2 separate regions of the Homo sapiens genome follow, and region 2 is linked to region 1. The links are chromatin loops, found by intact Hi-C in ENCODE. Cell type or tissue: heart right ventricle. All regions are shown on one strand. Links, peaks and the distances in the headings refer to the core of each region. The heading gives the core; the rest is flanking DNA.

Evidence for each region. A loop is a pair of places that touch in the nucleus more often than their neighbours do. Peaks named below come from ENCODE experiments on the same cell type or tissue, not always from the same donor. Only the 100,000 strongest peaks of a DNase experiment are listed, where the experiment ranks them.
Region 2: a loop joins it to region 1, with 2.4 times the contacts of the local background. A loop is called at or near these places in 12 of 110 quality-filtered maps.

The regions. Positions count from the first base shown.
Region 1 is chr10:50,642,255-50,648,102 of GRCh38, forward strand. No RefSeq gene overlaps it. Among named protein-coding and RNA genes, the nearest start is that of SGMS1-AS1, 20 kb to the left of the region's middle. In heart right ventricle, for the core only: no CTCF peak of the experiment used is centred there; no DNase peak of the experiment used is centred there.
Region 2 is chr10:50,283,593-50,286,092 of GRCh38, forward strand. No RefSeq gene overlaps it. Among named protein-coding and RNA genes, the nearest start is that of ASAH2, 33 kb to the left of the region's middle. In heart right ventricle, for the core only: no CTCF peak of the experiment used is centred there; no DNase peak of the experiment used is centred there.

The DNA of each region.
Region 1 (5,848 bases), core at 1,402-3,901:
TTATTTAGCAATGAGGCTATTTGGGCTGAAATCCTTAAATAAAGAAATAATTGTTTTAACCAGGGGCAAGTTATGAATAAAGTTGAGCCATAAATCAAAAGGATGTTAACTGAAAAAGAAGTCTCAAAGCAGATGGTGAGAAAGTGAAGACAGAGAGCCTCTGCCCCAGTTCAGGAGGAATATTCCGGACCAAACACACAAAGGAAGCAGGTAAAGAGTGACTTCACCCGAGAGAAAATACAAACCTTTTCATTAGGGGAGACACCAAGCAAGAATGCCACAGTGTTAACAAGGGGTGGATGTTAACAGGTAAAATAACACTTTCCCCCAGATGAGCAGCCTGAGTTGATCTGCAGTTACAAAATTGCAGCCAGGTGTGGTTGCTCACGCCTGTAATCCCTGCACTTGGGAGGTCAAGGCAGGAGGATTGCTTGTGCCCAGGAATTTGAGGCCAGTCTGGGCAACATGGCAGAAACCCATCTCTACAAAAAGTACAAAAATTAGCCAGGTGTGGCATTTGCGCCTGTAGTCCCAGCTACTTGGGAGGCTGAGGTGGGAGGATTAATTGAGCCCGGGAGGTCAAGGCTGCAGTGAGCCATGATCGTGTCACTGTACTCCAGCCTGAGTGACAGAGCAAGACCCTGTCTCCAACAAACAAACAAAATAGACATCCAGCCAGGCACAGTGGCTCACACCTGTAATCCCAGCACTTTGGGCTGCCAAGTAGAGAGAATTGCGTCGTAGAGGGGAGGAATTGCTTGAGGCCAGGAGTTCGAGAACAGCCTGGGCAACATATGAAGGCCCCCGTCTCTACAAAAAATAAAAATAGCCAGACATGGTGGCATGCACCTGTCATCCTAGCTACTCAGGAAGTGGAGGTGGGAGGATCTCTTGAGCCCAGAAGTTGAAGGTTACAGTGAGCTATGATCACACCACTGCACTCCAGTGTGGGCTACAGAGTAAGACCCTGCCTCTAAAAAAAAATAAATAAAATAAAATAAAATGTAAATTAAAAGGAAAAAAGAGTAGACACCCTAAGCCCATGGGAAAAAATCTGGTATTGGAAACTGAGTGACAGACTCCTCACATTTAGGTAGAAAAATTGTTGAACTAAAATGTACAGCAGGTCCTTGAATAATGTCATCGTTCAATGTCATTTCATTATAAGGTTGATAAGAAAAATATCCATTTTCAGCAAGCGCCACTGTCTGAGTGGAGTTTGCACATTCTCCCCATGTCTATATCAGTTTCTTCCAGGTACTCCTGTTTCCTCCCATATCCCAAAGATGTGCCCATTAGGTTCATTGTTGTTTCCAAATGGTCCCAGTGTGAGTGTGGTTTTGTGTGAGCGCACCCTGTGATGGGCTGGTGTCCTGTCCAGGGATAGTTCCTCCTGCCTTGCACCCTGAGTGAGTTCTGGCCACCTGAGACCCTGAACTAGAATAATGGGGTAAATAATCATCTTAGTTGTTTTTATTTATCTTTCTTAAATATATGTATAGCTCACATTTATTTCAATGTTTAATATTAGAAGTGTTTTGGGGCTTAGGAACTTAACATTAGTTTATATCAATTAGCCTATGGTCAGATTGGTTTTGTTGTACATCATTTCACTTAAAGTTGCAGTTCCCAAGAACCTATTGAGGATGTTAAGTGAGGACTTGCTGTATTCATAATGCCAATTTTCTTTCACTTAGGTACAATTTGGTCAGGTATTAGGATTTGCCTCCCAGGCACTGTAAGTTAGATGAAGAAGGCTATTCTAACTGGAACATATATCTGTTACATAAGTGATATAAACAAAAATTGAATCGTTATTAAGCAAAATTCCATTTTTAAATAAAATGCTCTAATGATTAATCACGTTTATTTTCTTCAGTTATCTACATTGAAAGAGCATCACATTGGCTAGGTCTAAATAACTGTAAAGCAGCAGTTTGCAACCCTGGCTATATATTAGAGCCATGAGGGAAATATAAAAAGTACTCATGCCAGCTTAAGAAACTCTCATTTCATCAACAAAGGAAGGTCCAGGTTTGGGTATTTATTTTCTAGAGGGATATCACCATTCACTGGCTAAGTGAAACAGAATTGTTAGGTTTAAGAGGAAATTATCAGCAGCTGTGAGGTTGCCACTAAACTTAGAAACCTGTAAACCTTTAAAGTTCACAACCTTGGCTTCTTCTTTCAATCAATTGGGAGCTTGTAAAAATCCCAACATCCAGGCTGCACCTTAAACCAATTAAAACCTTTGGAGGAGGAATTTAGGCATTAGTCTTAAAATCTTTGTAGCTGAAATTGAGAAACACAGCTAATGGGTGGCTTTACTTTTAGAGATGTCCTACAAGAATTAGAAGAGCAGATGTTCAGATCTTTGGTTCTCATGAACACTGATCAACCAAAAGATTTCTTTAAATTTTTTGCTGAGCCTCATTGATTCAGTTCTGTTAGCTGCCATTCTTCAGCTAAAGTTTGTGAAAAGATCCTGGTTACTTAAGGGTACAGGTCATTTCAATAACTATAATTTGAGATAGTAACTATCTCTGGAGTCTCTGCTGCAAATTCATCAAGATTTGGTTGTGGCTAAGTTGTGAAGCACCATCATCTCAGCATTGACCCAAATTAGACCTTGGTAGGGAATTTTAAGACTATAATTTACTGCATCCTTGTGCAATTAAAGGATAGCACTCTCTATCTTATGAAATAGGCTGTAATGAATGGAAAGAGGTCTTATTTTAAACATATTGCTATATATATGACCTAATTAAATTTGCAAACAATTCGTTATTTTAAGGAACAACTAGCTATGTATAGCATTAAATCTATTATAGAGTCTCCATTTTTTAAAAGAAATATTTCTTTGTAAATAAGTGAAATTTTCTAATAGTACCAAGCAATTTGCCACAGGCATTGTTCTGAGTTGCTTTTGTTCTTTTCAAAGCAGTCAATACATTAAAAACCCTGAAAATCATTTTAAACCCAATTTATTCAAATTCACTAGCAGGCCATAAATACAGCTTTTTCTGTGAACAATAATGAAAACAAAAGAGCACCCCATTAAGTGAAGCTATCCAATGAAAACTTGGATTTCAAACTCAGAGAAAGGAAAACAGGGATAGAAATGCACTCCACTTTAATGTTTACCTTTAACATGGATGAGGAAACTGGGAAGTAAATCTAGATGACTCTGTGGCTTCCACATCCTGTGGGAGCCAACCCAGGTGCTTTAAGTCTCTCTTTCAACCTGCTGTCCTTTCAGGAGCTGGTATCCTCCCCTCTCAAATCTTACCTTTAAAGATAAATTGATTAAGTACTGTTTATTTGTTCCTTAATAGGAAGTTCATTTTTTTGAATGAAACTCCTTCCAAGGATTTACATGTTAAGACTTATCTTTACTATTCTTATAATAATTGTTGTTGTTGTTTAAAAGGAGCTGTGATATCCTGAAGGAAGTGAAGTAACTTTGTATCAGTGGATTTTTCTGGACAACTGTACTCCCAGAGTTGTCCAGAAAAAAAATATACACTTTATATACACTTATATCTTAAAGAGAAATAAAAAACTATTCTTAAAATGGCTTGAAAATACCAGTTGAGGGAAAAATGAATTTAGAGTATTTTTTAAAGGCCTAAATAAAAAGAGACTGCCCAGACTACCTGCTGGAATGAACGACTCAGAAATAAAAGATCTGGGGGCTTTTAGAGGCAGCAACTATTACGAATTCACAAGGGTAGTGAGAAATCTGTGGAGATGGTGGGACACAAATTAGACATTGATGGGATGGAAATTTTTCATTGTTAATTTTTCATTAACAATTCAAACTATCTGCATATTTGGTTTCACACAAACTGAAATTCTAGATGATTGACTTATTACACCTATGACAAATCGGATTTTAGGTTTTTGTTGTTTTTGCTTTAAGAAGATGCAGTCTTGGAAAAAATGGAGAAAATAGTTCCTCAGAGACAGAGACTTATTGAAGTCAGGAGATAGGAAGTTAATTTTGAGTAGTTTCAATCCATTTAGACAAGACAATCTACAATGGTTTGAATATTTGTCCCATCCAAAACTCATGTTGAAATTGAACCAACAATATGGCAGTATTGAGAAAGGGGCCTTTAAGAGGTGATGGGTTGTGAGGGGTCTACCATTAATGGATTAATGGCTTAATGGGTTTATGGACTATGGATGATCATGGAAGTGGGACTCGTGGCCTTATAAGAAGAGGAAGAGAGACCCAAGCTAGCACACTCAGCCCCCTTGCCATGTAATGCCCTTTGCCAAAGGGGGACTCTGCACAGAGTCCTCACCAGCAAGAAGGCCCTCACCAGTTGGTGTCCCTCAATCTTGGACTTCTCAGCCTCCGTAACTATAAGAAATAAATTCTTTTTCTTTATAAATTGCCCATTCTCAGCTATTCTGTTATAAGCTACAGAAAATGAACTAAAACACTATCCTTTTAACCTGAGCTTTAATAAATGTTAACTCTTGCTGCCCTTTTCCTAACTTTGTACATGAATAACTTCTTTGTAATACCCCATAGCTTCTCTCCAGACTTGGCTTCTTCCAAGACTGCTGACCCCAGGATTTAAAAGCCTATCTTCATCTGTAATCCCCACATTCTGGGAGGCCAAGGCAGTCCAATCACCTGAGGTCAGGGGTTCAAGACCAGCCTGGCCAACATGGTGAAACCCTGTCTCTTCTAAAAATACAAAAAGTTAGCCAGGCATCGTGGTGCATGCTTGTAATCTCAGCTACTTGGGAGGCTGAGGCACGAGAATCACTTGACCCTGGGAGGTGGAGGTTGCAGTGAGCTGAGATCACGCCACTGCATTTTCCAACCTAGGTGACAGAGTGAGACTCCGCCTCAAAAAAAAAAAAAAAAAAAAAAAAAGAGAAAAAAAAATAAAAGCCTATCTTATTCTCTTCTCCTTTCAGCATGGTCATTGCCTCTAATTCAGAGCCTCCTTTTTTACTCTTTGCAGTCTGGCAGCTGCCACTACCAACCTGATAACATTGCTCCCTGGAGGAGACGTTGAGGACCATTTCCCCAGAAATGTGAGCTAAAACCAAACTGCTAAAAGACATTTTTTGCTGGGTGTTGTGGCTCATTTCTGTAATCCCAGCACTTTGGGAAGCTGAGGCAGATGGATTGCTTGAGCCCAGGAGTTTGAAACCAGCCTGGGCAACATAGTAAGACCCTGTCTCTACTAAAAATAAAAATAATAAAAAAGGACATTAGCTGGGTGTGGTAGTGTGCCCCTGGAGTCCCAGCTATTTGGGAGGCTGAGGTAGGAGGATTGTTTGGGCTTGGAGGGTGAGGCTGCAGTAAGCTATGATTGCACCACTGCACTCCAGCCTGGGCAGCAGAGTGAGACCCCATATCAAAAAATAAATAAATAAAAATAAAAGACATTTTTAAGATATGTAATGAAGGGAGATGGTTGGGGAGGAGAGGAAGACAAAAGATACAACTCCGGGGGATGGTGGAGGTTTACCAAGAGGAGAAACCAGCAAGACACACAGTGGGAACAACCATGAGGGAAGAGGTGACTGAGGGACTGTATTGTTACTGCAGCCTCGGAAGCAGCAAACATAAAAAAGTTACCCTTTCTGCCCCACCCAAGCTCAGAGCCTCCTCACTGATTTTCCTACTCCCAGGCCCTCCCAGTGCCACTGTGGTTCACACTGAGCACTGGTCCTGGGGTCCTAGCAGTCATCATTTTACACAATTTGATCCTGTTCAGCTCTTCTGGTTTTGTCTCTCTTTCTTTCCTTCTTCTGAAAGTCTAGCTGGAGAAAATAACTCTCCATACCCCGGAACACACACCGCGTTTTCCCATCTTTA
Region 2 (2,500 bases), core at 1-2,500, 360 kb before region 1:
ATCTAAGCAAGAGACTTAGACTAGAGGGCTAGAAGTGGAGATGATGTGAAGTGTCACACCATGAATACATTTTGAAAGATTTCCTGTTGGTTTTAAAATATAAGAGAGAAATAGGGATCAAGAATAATTCCAAGGCTTTTTGGATTCTAGTACTGACAGAAGGGCATTGACATTTTCTAACATGGAGAAGAGTGTGACAGAAGTAAGTTTGGACAAAGAGAATCAAGCCTTGGGTATCTGCAAAATGGGATTTTTAACTCAAGACCTTATAAAAATGACTTACTACAATTGGTTGACAATAATCTAATATCTGTAAAGACCATAATAGACAAAGGTATTTCCCAAAAGGTGATAGGTTTTTAGGTAGTACAGAGTACACATTTTTTAATTATTACATATTGATTTCATTGTGAATTAGAAATATACAATATATAGAGTAGGGCTAAAGCAATTTTTAATGAAGTCATTTAAAGAAAAACATTAGTTAAGTAATAGTACAAGTGGTAAATAGTTATGGGGAAAAATCATGTTAGTTGTACACTAATAGATAAATTTTGGGAAATACTGAAATACAATTTAATATCCAATTAATTCAAGTATCTGTAAAGATCAGTCTCTGCCACTGAATCCTTTCTGATCCACTACAAATTCTTATTCGTCTTCAGTTGACCAATCGCTGTCTATGACACCCCATCACCACCATTTTTTTTTCACATGAGGACTTCTCGGGGGCAGTGTGTCCTATACCAAAAGCCAAAAATAGCGTGTGTAGATTATTCTCACTCCATGTTTATATATGATTGCTCAAAGTTTGCTCTAATTGGAGTTCTTAGTGATTTGATTGATTTATAGACAAGAATTTGCTTTCCTCCAATAAATGCCGAACAAGGCCAGTTGCTGCCTTAACCCCTCTCTCCTTAGACAGCTCTAAAGGCTGCAGGCAGCTCTGTCTTCAAACTTTAGCAAGTGGTTCCATTTGGGTCTGCCCCTGTGCTGCCAGTGATTTTCAGTCTTTTAGTCTTTCAATCTTTCAGATGACTGTGGTTGGTAGGAAGAATCACCTCCTGCTTAGAGTGGAAACCAGAAAGAAAGTATCCCATGAACCAGAACACGGTCCTTGCTACCTACTGCCCCCATAATACATTTAAGCCCTTTTGCACTCAATCGCGAAAGACAACCCTATAAAGTAACTACTATTATTCTACTCATTTTACAAATAAAATAATATCTGAGGTTCAAATAGCTGAGTGTCCAAAGTCATTTGGCCAGCCTAAGTGACACAACTTATTCTCTGACCCCTTAGTTTTCCAACAGCTTCAGTGGAGACAATAAGCACTTTGCAGGGTTACTTTATCATAGTGGTCCCTCCTTCCCAACTTTCCTCACCCTGAATCCAGGAAAACTTGAGGAAAATTCAGAGATTACTATTTTAGCTAAGTATAGGGCTTTTCCCTTGCTGAATGAAGTGTGCAGACCTGTATTGACAGCGTGGCTACACGACAGGTTTGGAGGACAGAGAGAAGCCAGGGGAGAGAAAGAATATTTGAGTAAGAGTGAGGGAGGTCTAACTTCATTTTGTAGAACACATTTTGTAGAAAATTGGGTTCATTTCCTCCTTAAATACTTGGTAGAATTCACTAGTGAACCCGTCCAAGCTTCTAATTTTTTTTTCTCATTTCTAATTTTTGTGACATGTGAGCTATAGTCCCACTTCCTCAAGGCCACCCTGGTGCGGGCAACATTGTATTTCTTCACCTGGAGGCCAGCTACTCAGGTATACTCAGTCTGTGAAAATTAATATCTATGTGCTTTTCTGTATATATGTAATACTTCAGTAAAATTTATAAAAACAATTTTACTCTATAAAATTAAGAAGGAAAAGGATCTCTGATTTAAACTGGCTTAAAAAATAAGGAAAATTGTTAACTCAAGAAACAGAAATTCCAAGGAGAACAGCCCCAGAGTTGGTTATTTCAGCACCCAATGATATCATTAAGGATCCAGGTCCTTTCCATGTGTTAGCCTTTCTCCAGAGCTACAAAAGTTCTATGTATTACATCTAGACACAACATTGCCCAGAGGAAGTGGATTTTCATCAGTAGGTATCTTTTCAAGAGCAAGAAAAATTTTTAGAAGCAGGTCTGGTAACTGCTTATAAAATTGAATGTACATTTACCCTGTGCCCTTTCAATCCCTCACCTGGGTATTTACGCATGAAAAATGAAAATGTATATACATACACACACATATATGTGTGAGCACACTCATGCACAGATACACACAAAACATATACAAAAATCTAAGCTGCTTAATTCATAATATTCAAAACTTATAAACAGTCCAGATATCAATCTACTGAAGAGTAGATAAACAAACTGTGGTACATTCATGCAGTGGAATACTGGTCCCTAATAAAAAAAGAATGAATTACTAAAATACAGCATCAATGAATCTAAAAAATATTATGCAGCATGTAAAGAAATCTGCCCACCCTCCCCTC